Linked DNA regions of Homo sapiens: region 2 is linked to region 1. Evidence: chromatin contacts called from ENCODE Hi-C or POLR2A ChIA-PET data. All regions are on one chromosome and are shown on one strand. The core of a region is the stretch at or near the end of the contact, and the rest is flanking DNA. Distances in the headings are between cores, read along the strand shown. Region 1 overlaps RBMS1 (RNA binding motif single stranded interacting protein 1). Region 2 overlaps LOC105373718 (a long non-coding RNA gene).

Region 1 (4,631 bases), core at 1,092-3,591:
GGCGAGGCCTTTGGCTGTGAGGGGCTGGAGGTTTTGTGTGTGAAGGGGGGTAGCCTGCTGGTCTGGAGCACGCTGATAAGATGCTCTTCTTTTCACAGGGCTCTCCTTAGATTCAAAGACTAAAAGGGCTGACTGAATCAGAAAAACAAACAGACTTTCTTTTTTCTATAGGCAAAGAAAGAAATGAATGTGTAGGCATTATACAGACACAAGACCCCGGGTACCAGTGGTATTTGAGTCAAAGGTTTCTTTTGTTAGTATTTAGCCATTCACTGGGAAAGCACACTTCCAGCGCGGGGACCTGGTTACCATGAGTGACTTTGTGATCTCATCCTGGCTTAGCCTAAATGGGAAGTCTAATTAATGCTTTTTATAAGATTTTGTGATGTTAAGCTTCAACCTTGCAGTTCATATTAGTTTGTTCATTTTGATGAAAGAATTGGCAGATTTTAGGTATATGATGCAGTTTGATTTTAGTCTAGAAATACATAATCAGCTGTTAGAGCTGATCTCAGCTAATTTGCCAGAAAAAAAAAAAATGGAATGTAAGGAATACTTTACAGTCACCTTTGGAAAAAACACCGTAATGGTTTGGAATCACACTTGCATTATACATACATAGTAGTAGTAGCTAACTTTCATTGAGTACTTCACTACCTGCTGATTGCTGTTCTGAATGTTTTTGGCAGATTAACTCATTTAGTCATCTTAAAAGCCCTGTGAGGCAGGCAATATTTGTATATCCATTTTACAATTAAGAACACTGAGGCATAGATTAAGCAAATTGCCCAAAGTCTATTCAACTCAAAGTGCAGAGCCAGGATTTGAACCCTGACAATCACTCCCTTCCAAGCCACCACACTACGGCTGCCTGCCTACATGTACTGCTCAATAGCAACCCATAGAGAACTTATCTGCATCATAGCCCATCACCCTTCTAATCTCAGAAGTCCAGTTTAGGGATTCCTCCCACCTTTTTGGGGAGGGAGAACTTGTGAGCTAGGAGGTGAATGATGAAGCAAATGGATGATACAGATGGTAAGTTTGTGATGTTTGGAAGCAGCATTGATATAAAAATGTGGCTGTACTGAATGATTGTACAACTCTTAAAGCTTTCTACATTTTACATATACAGTCATCTCTCAGCATCCGAGGAAGATTGGTTCCAGGATGGCTCAAGGTCCTGATATAAAATTGCGTAGTATTTGTATATAACCTATGTACATCTTCTCGTATTCTTTAATCTCTAGATTACTTATAATACCTGATACTATGTAGATGCTATGTAAATAATTGTTATACTGTATTATTTTCAAATTGTTTTATTGCTATTTTTATTGCTTTTCCCTGAAATATTTTTAATCCACAGTAGGCGGATGCAGAACCTCTTTATACGGAGGGTCGACTGTGTAGGAGTGAGCTAGTTTCAGTTAAAGCAGCGGTGGTTGGTACTCATCTCTCACCTGCCCCCACGTAGTGTAGCTAGGGCATCAGGGAGTACTGATCTCTGGCATCATCTGGGATCAACAGGATTTTCCTGCCTCACAGGCCTGTGAGCACATTAGAAATACACCTGCTCAGCTCAAGTCAAAGTGAGAAGCTTTTGAATGGAGTGATAACCGAGTAGGCAGTATCTAAATAAAGATGATTGGTTCAAGTCTCAGTGGACAAATGTGTACGTTCTATTACTGTTGACTGTGACTTTGAAGTATATGGTGTTCATTAAGCAAATCCAATCTGATCGTATGAAAAGAGCACCCCAAAAACCAAAATGAAACCATTTATCAGGACTTTTGTAGCTATGAAAATATTTTAGTGTGTTTTGAAACAAAAAAAGTGATTTATACTCAAAGGCTTTTAGATATAGAAAATTGGTATTTTCATTTTTCCTTTGTGTTGTTTCTTGAATTCTTTTATTAGCTACTCCTCTTCCTGTTTCCTTCCATTTTGGAACTGCTTTCTTGAGGTAGCTAAGTTACAAACCAACCATACTTTGGTTTCTGCACATCGTGGCATGTAGGAAGGCCTTTTTTGCTAAGCAGTATGTTGTCCTAGTGGTTTCCAGTAGGGTTTTGGAGGTAGGGGAGTGAATGCAAAATTTTTCTGCATGTGTGTATGTGTGTGTTTATATCTGTGTGTGTTTAATGGTCTTGCCCTCCAATAGTTGTACTTGTTAAATGTTGCTAACTTTTGATGAGGGAAGTACTTATCTTCCCAGTTTAAGTAGATTTACATAGTTTACTGCCTTCTTCAAGATTAACTGGGTGTAGCTGCACGTGAGGAATTCAACAGTGATTCAGTGTTTGGCCTTGTTTAGAGGATGACATACAAAGCTGTTGATTAATCCTCTTCAGGCAGTTTCTGTTCACAGCAATTTGTGTTTAGTAGATTGGGTTTTGTTAAAGTTTGAAGATTAAACTTGTGCATAGAAGATATTTAAATGAACACTGCCTGAAACAGTCCCAATTTGTTGTTGTTTTAAAGAAAGTAAACGTCTTCAAGCTACAGAGATTGGAGGTTTAGTGGAGAGTAGCAGAAAGGTAAATTGGTATGTATAAGTAAGGTATTGGCCCATTTTTATGTTATGTTATCTCTGTGTATTTGTGGTCAGGTAGGATCTATGAGTCATGATGATGATATTTTAAAATCTACCCATACATAGCCATTTGAAAACTGTACAATTCATCGTGATTGTCCACTTTTTCTACTAGGGACCGTTTTGGCATCTCATTACATGTTCCATAGTTCACTTCAGGTTTTGAACATACTTCTAGTTTTTTACTTTTCCTTATTTTTAGAGATTACTGTCAACTGGGCTCACCATATATTAGTACTTTTATTTTTGAGACCTTTCTTAGGAGGGTAAGAGTCTATCTGATCCAGGTTTCTGAGAATATATTTATAAAGTACTCACCCAATAAATAAATATTTTAAGGATGTATAAACCTCAGTCATATTTAATCTTCATAGCATCCATATAGAGAAGGTCTGGAGTTTTGAGGCAGTGACATCTTAAGTGGCCTACATGGTGAAAGCTAGGTCCCTGGAGTCAAGGGCTGTGTCTGCTACTAGGAAAAAGAAAGCCCGTCAAGAACAGCTGTGGCCTCACTACACTTCCCTTTACTTGGCCTCCCAAAGACATGTGGCCCACAGTGTCCAGATTTCAGATGTGGGAATTGTAGCTCTTGAATGTATTAGTGTTTTTTTGTTTGTTTTATAAAGGCTTTCACAGATGACATACTAGACACTGAGTTAAATTTGAATTTCAGATAAACAGTGAATAATTTTTTAGTATAAGTATGTCCCAGATTTTCATCACACTGCATTTTTGAATTTGCTAAATCTAGCAGCCCTCTCTCAGGGAAATCCAATTCGCTTTTTAAAACTCATTATAAAAAAAATCATGATAATAAGACATACTATTACTTTTTCCACTGAAAAGTTTGCCCCTTAGCATATTCCTTAGGCCCTGATAACGCACGTTTCACATTTTACCTCCTTGAACCATTTGGTCCATGCTTCCGCCTGCACTCTACCTAATTGAAAGACTATGGCTTAAGTTGTGGCTCTACCATTTGCATGCTTTTTCACTTAACCTCCCTAAGTCTGAGTTTCTGCTAAGTAAAGATAATAGTGCCCACTTCACAGGGTAGTTGTTAATCCTTCTAAGGTGCTATTATTAATGTCCCCACAGAGCAAGCAACAGCGGGTGGTCCTAGGAGACTTCTGTGTGGTCTAGGGAGACCTTGACACAGTCGCCTAAGAATGGACCGTGTTTACAGCCTCTAAGAATGGACTGTGTTTAGAATGAGGGGCAGCCTGAAAAAGGGTAAGGACCTGAGGTTGAAAATGAAATTCTCAACCACATTTTTTTAAAAAAAGAAAGTACCAAGAAGTAGAAAAGTGGATCCCACCATATTTTTAAACAGTTGGTCATGGTTTATGCCCTCGATAGCAGAATTTGCTTCCTCTCTGGGGAAGACTTTCAATCCTTTCTTCTTTATTTCATGCAAATATATTAGGAAGGTAAAAAGAGCATTGATCATTCTTATCAGTGAAAAATGCTACTTTTTAATTTGCTGGAAAACAGGTTTGATTATTAGTATATGCACAATTATTTCCTGAATTCTTTCCTTTGTCTTGTTTGTGTATTTGATTTTCAAAGATATCGTCTTTGCATTACTCAGAAAAATAAACATTTTTTTTGTCCTTGGACATCTGTAGGTGTTTAGTGGGTGTTTGTTTTTAAACTCGCATCTGTACAGAATGCTTTGCTTAACACATTCTAAAATCTTGGTGTAAACTTTAAAATAGTATAGAACACACTGTGAGGAAAGGAAGAAAGCATTTCCTGGAATTAGGATAAGGTGAAAGAATTAAATGGAGCAAATGAAATCCTGGACTAAAATAAAAAATCAATATAACTGTTGGGACTTAACACTTAATATAACGACAGCAGCAGCAAGAAACTTGGTGTTACACAGAACAGTACCCTAATACATAGAAATCTATGTTGGCTCCACTTTATTCATTTAAACATATGGAATTTCATAACAGTGTAATGTAAACTAGAGAAGATTATCTTTTGTTTGTCAATTGTATATGCAATACAATCTCAAAAATGTATTTTT
Region 2 (4,919 bases), core at 1,335-3,834, 180 kb before region 1:
CCTGCTATGAACTCCCTAACTAACCCCTGACCGCCCCGATCCTGCTATTCCCTTCACAAATGCCTCCCTATGCCTTGCTTCTGACCCTAGCCTGCCCTGGCCCTGGTTTTGCTGTTCCCAGCTTGGCTCTGACAATTCCTAGTGATCTCACCCCATTGCTGATCCCAGATGGGACAGTTGTGTTCAGAAAGGTCATCAGTCAATGGGGTGTTTGGAACTCAAAGAATTTCCTCATAGAAAAAAATCATGATAAATAGTGGTATGGTTCCCAGGCCAAACCACAAAGGCCTATTTAACCAACCATGGTGCTGGCATGGCTGTTCTAAGCCACAGGGTCCCCTAAGTGAGAGTGACATGGAGGGAAATAGGCAAGAGAGTAGAGGCCCCTGGCAACTTAACAATTCCCATGGAAACATGGAATGAGGGAAATTCCAGTGGGAAAAAAGGCAAGGAAGAGATTGAGCAGTATCCCATAGGTCATCCAAGGAGAGATGAAGCACTCAAGATGCAGAGCAGAGGGCACCCTGCCTGGAGAGGGTTTGCAAAGTAGAGACTATTGCAGACTGGACTGGGAGGAGTCCAGGGGCAAAGAAGCAGAGGCCAGCCCTCTGAACGTTCATAAGCAAAACAGCATTATTGCAGGCCTGCCCTTGCTGAGTACCTGCCTTCCTGCTAACTCTGTCCCTGTCTCTCTTCCTGTGAAATTCCTGATTCTTCTCTGGCCCTTTGACCATCTCATTCTGCTTATTGGACATCCCTGATAGCTGATAGATGGCTTTTTGCATAGTGAGATTGGCTTTCACTGGTTTGCTTGTTTTTTTGGTCAAGGGGCCAATTGTCTTGACTGTTTCACATCCACTCCATTCCATGTCCTTACTTTGAGAAAATGCACCATGAGTTCCTTTAAGGGAATCCCTCTCTCTCATTGGATACAGACTAGGGGGTTGTTGATCAAGGTACCATGCCCTCCTCTAACAACAGATCTACTATCCTGTCTTTCTAGCTCACCTTTCAGCCTTCCTTAATCTTCAAAGGCCTCCCTAGCCTTTTAGTGAAATGCTTTGTGCTTGAGCCCACTAGATTTGCAATCAATGATCTCTCACACACACAGGATATCAAAGCGTTCTGCTTACGGCTTGATACTTTCTAATACACTCCCTGAATGCTTGCTGATCACTTGGCCCCAGTTCACTCCTGCACAGACCCTGCAGTACCACATGTGCCCTGCTTGCCTGGCACCTCCAAATGGCTGCTGCTTGGGGCACACTGTAACCTGTGCTATTGCTCTTCCCTGTGAGGTTTGGGCTGAAATGAAAGCAAATATCCATTACAGTTGCCTTCTTAGCCCCCATCATGTCTTCCCCTTCAAAGTACACATTCCATTCCTCTAGGCCCATGTATCTCAGAGTCACGTGGGCGACATAATTAAATGCAGACTCACAGGCCCCAAGCCCAGGAATGCTGTTTCAGTAGGTCTGGTGTGGAGCCTAGGAATCTGCATCTCTACAAACACCCCAGGTGACCACACAGCCCATGGTCTGAGAAATGCTGCTGTGCAGTGAGTCCAGTCACGCCACACGCCTGTCAGCTGAGCTATTCACTGGGGCTGCCTGAGCTGTTGCCCTGACCGAACCCTTCTTTTGTGAGATCGCAAGGCTTTGGGTAAATATTCTTTTTACTTTCATGGGTAGTGACAGAGAGAGACACAAATAGAGAAATAGTAACAGGAACAACAGATAATAGTTCCAGCCCCAGGAATCAACTGGCAAATTTCAAAGTTAACAGTTTTTGCCAAGCTGATTACTGGTCAAATATTTTTTGACTGGCAAGGTGAGAGAAAATCTGCATATTGATAAAACTGTAGATATGTTGGTGGAAAGATATACACATTTACACCCATTCTCTTTATGTCATCATTTTACAGTACGAAGAATAAAAACGCATGTGCACAATGAGTTAGCCAACCTACCTGATCAAGGGGAAGCAGAAATAACTCAGAACCTCAGATCTGTAAACATCTAGTATATTAACACTGTCCCAGAAAAGGCTTTGTGTATCAGACTATGAGGAAGACCTGCATCAAAGGCAGGAGGAGGGGACGACTGCAGAGCACAAAAGGATTTTCAAGCCCTCATTTCTGTCCTGTGCAATGGAAAATAGCAGAAATGTTGGCAGCAAGACAAAACAAATGGTATTTCAGACTCTTGAAAAGTATTATATTACATGCAGTTCCTAATGATATCTAGTATTAATCTAAAACTAACACCCAAGGTCAACTCTACAGTATGTTTTATGATTACTAAATGATACAACATTCTGAATGTCTGGGAACAGACATTTTTGCATGGGAGATGGCCTAGAGAGCTAGTAAGAAGCTTGTTTTTCTTTGTTTCAACATTTTCCTCTCCAACTTCCTATCACTCCCTTCTTTAAAGAAGAAGAAGAAGGAGGAGGAAAAATAAAACTATTTGTAGTAACTGCTCTAGTTTCTGCCCTTAGAAATCTGCTCTATTTATTAACTACTCCTCCGGTGAAGAAATTCCACTGAAATTCCTTCAGGGCCTGGCTGCCTTTCAGCTTCTCTCTGCACATTCCTGCCTCTATGTATGTCACCATCTTAAATAGCTGAGCCTTCTGTGCTTTAATAAGGTCTCTCTATAATCCTTTTTTTTTTTAAGAACACAGACCTAGTTTTGCTAAATTTCTGAATACCTTGGATTATAAAGCCCCCATAATACTAATTAATTTCTGTTCTACCTTGTCTCTGTCCTCACTGGTCGGCTAATAACATAAGGACCAGAACTGACCTCATTATAATAACTTCTTACATTTCTTACAGCATAATGGAAATGATTCCTCCAGGCTGGTATTTGAATTACATCCCCCTCCCTCCTGCTACCCCCCCATCCCCAACCCCGAGGCACTATGTTAAAGATTTAGATGTGCATTCTTCACAGATTTCAATTTTCTGGGTCCCAAAATTTGGGTACTAAATTTTTTACAAGGCATATTCTTTTTCTTTGCAAAGTTCATGACATGTCCAAGCATTGCACTGTCTGCATAGAAAACTAAACATTGTTACGCATGGTTCTGAATTACCATCAGCCAGAATTTATCAAAAAAAAAAAGAAAGAAAGAAAACTGTAAACATCCTATTGTCTTTCTTATGACAGGGGCTTGCTTGAAAAGAAGCTTTCAGAAGCTCTTAGTAAGAGCATCTCACCCCTTAGGGTATAAGGAGTCAGCAAACATTTTATCTTGATTTTACCCAGATGGAGGCTTTTGAGTTCTGGTCCTATGAGAAAATCCCAGAACTCTCTCCACAAATTTAGATTAGTGACGTATTTCATAAATGCATCTTTTCCCTTCCCCTTCCCCACTCCACTCCCCTTCTTAAATTATCTCCAGACCCTTGTAGCACAAACTAGTCTTGGAGCTGGATGAGGAATAATTTCCAGTGTTCTATACCACTGTAGGATGACTGTAGTTAACATTAATATATTATATACTCTCAAATAGCTAGAAGCAGGATATTAGATGTTCCCAACACAAATAAATGGTAAACATTTGGGATGATGGATGTGGTAATTATTCTGATCTGATCACTATACATTCTGTGTGTTGAAACATCACTGTGTATCCCATGAATATCTCTAATTATTATTTTTCCATTTTTTAAACTTTTTTTAAAAAATCAGTATTGGAGCAAAGAATTGACTGGCTCTTTTTGCTGATTCCTCAGCAGGATGAAAAGTACCCCTGTCCACATATTGGGACCCCTTCGATTTTCTATTCAAGTGGCTTTCTGAGGTTTTCCGTTGAGCCCTGGTGCACACTCAAGGCAATCGTTCTCTATATGAGCTGTCTGTGTCATCCTGAATAGTAATCTTACTTGGGGCTCACCAGGGCCCTCCTCTGGCTCATTCTTGCCCTAGCTCCCGCTACCAGTGATTTTTAACTTGTTGGTTTACATGGTCATGATGTCCCACATGGCTTGGGCTATAATTTTCTTACTGACTTGTATTCCACAGCTCACATTCAACCTCAATGATACCCTTAAATCATATCACATAAACGGAAACTGAATAGTTGGAGGGAATTATTTAGACACTCCGTTGGAGGCTGTTATATTGGAGGATCTCCCTACTACATCAGGCTGTGGCAGCCAGGGATTTTGTCACATAGCATGATTTTCCATCCCCTTTGAAACACAGCCCTCTTTCCTTTGAGGAGCTCCTATGCTTGCCCCTGTGAAGCTAGAGACAGAGCTTTACCACTAAATCACAGGGGGAGGCTCACATGGGCTGGGTCAGGCCAGTCACAAGACGTCATCTCCCCACAAGCCATGTGAGTCAGAATCTTTCCCTGAGAATGATACTCAGATGCTAGATGTAGGTTTGGATACAATGGGTTGGTGCAGCTCTGGAGCTAATGATGGCCATCTTCTCTGCCACATGGAGAGGGTAGAGAGGGCCACGCTGCAAAATGAGGCTCAGCGGAGGCAAGAGACAAGAAATGAGTCCACGGTTCTTATCCCTAAGGCTCCAGCACTTAAAGCTCTTCTGTGAGCCACTATATCTTCTTGAGCATTTTCTGTGAGCTCACTTCTGTGAGTCTTCAGTATCTTAAAATCAGAGCTAATTCATTATTTTATGCTTAAGATCATTCATCTTGGGTTTCAGTCATTGCAACCAAAAACACTTTGTCTAAAACCTCTTCCCTTGGGAATGATGGAAATGTACTAGAGACTGCATTGTTCCAAGGAAATTCCAAGAAACATAAGATAATGCCAGTCCTTGCCTAATTAGGGTGAGCACAGAATAGGGTGAGTACTAGTAGACATCGTGGGAAGGTCTATGGCAAAGGTATTAGAAAGCTTCCAGGTAAGGAAGTGAGCCACAAGATCAGTGATAGCATAA

What was found. Hi-C counts contacts between places; a loop is a spot of excess contacts on that map. ChIA-PET counts read pairs that join two places held with the same protein, here RNA polymerase II (POLR2A). Pooled maps may share reads with other maps.
Region 2: a map of IMR-90 shows a loop between it and region 1 (1.9-fold over the local background). The contact joins two enhancer-like sites. A Hi-C loop is called at or near these places in 3 of 168 maps with a recorded cell type or tissue (HepG2, IMR-90 and PC-3) and 1 of 50 pooled maps. POLR2A ChIA-PET finds 5 or more read pairs at or near these places in 3 of 52 experiments (GM10248, activated CD4-positive, alpha-beta T cell and naive thymus-derived CD8-positive, alpha-beta T cell).

Annotation. Positions count from the first base shown.
Region 1 is chr2:160,401,166-160,405,796 of GRCh38, reverse strand. The region is part of intron 1 of RBMS1 (RNA binding motif single stranded interacting protein 1); the gene reads left to right. Among named protein-coding and RNA genes, the nearest start is that of MIR4785, 4.4 kb to the left of the region's middle. Within about 2 kb of position 2,341, at least 8 of the 41 ENCODE cell types and tissues checked have a DNase peak (open chromatin) inside an H3K27ac peak, as active enhancers do.
Region 2 is chr2:160,580,641-160,585,559 of GRCh38, reverse strand. All of the region lies in intron 2 of LOC105373718 (a long non-coding RNA gene), which reads left to right. Among named protein-coding and RNA genes, the nearest start is that of RBMS1, 89 kb to the right of the region's middle. Within about 2 kb of position 2,584, at least 6 of the 41 ENCODE cell types and tissues checked have a DNase peak (open chromatin) inside an H3K27ac peak, as active enhancers do.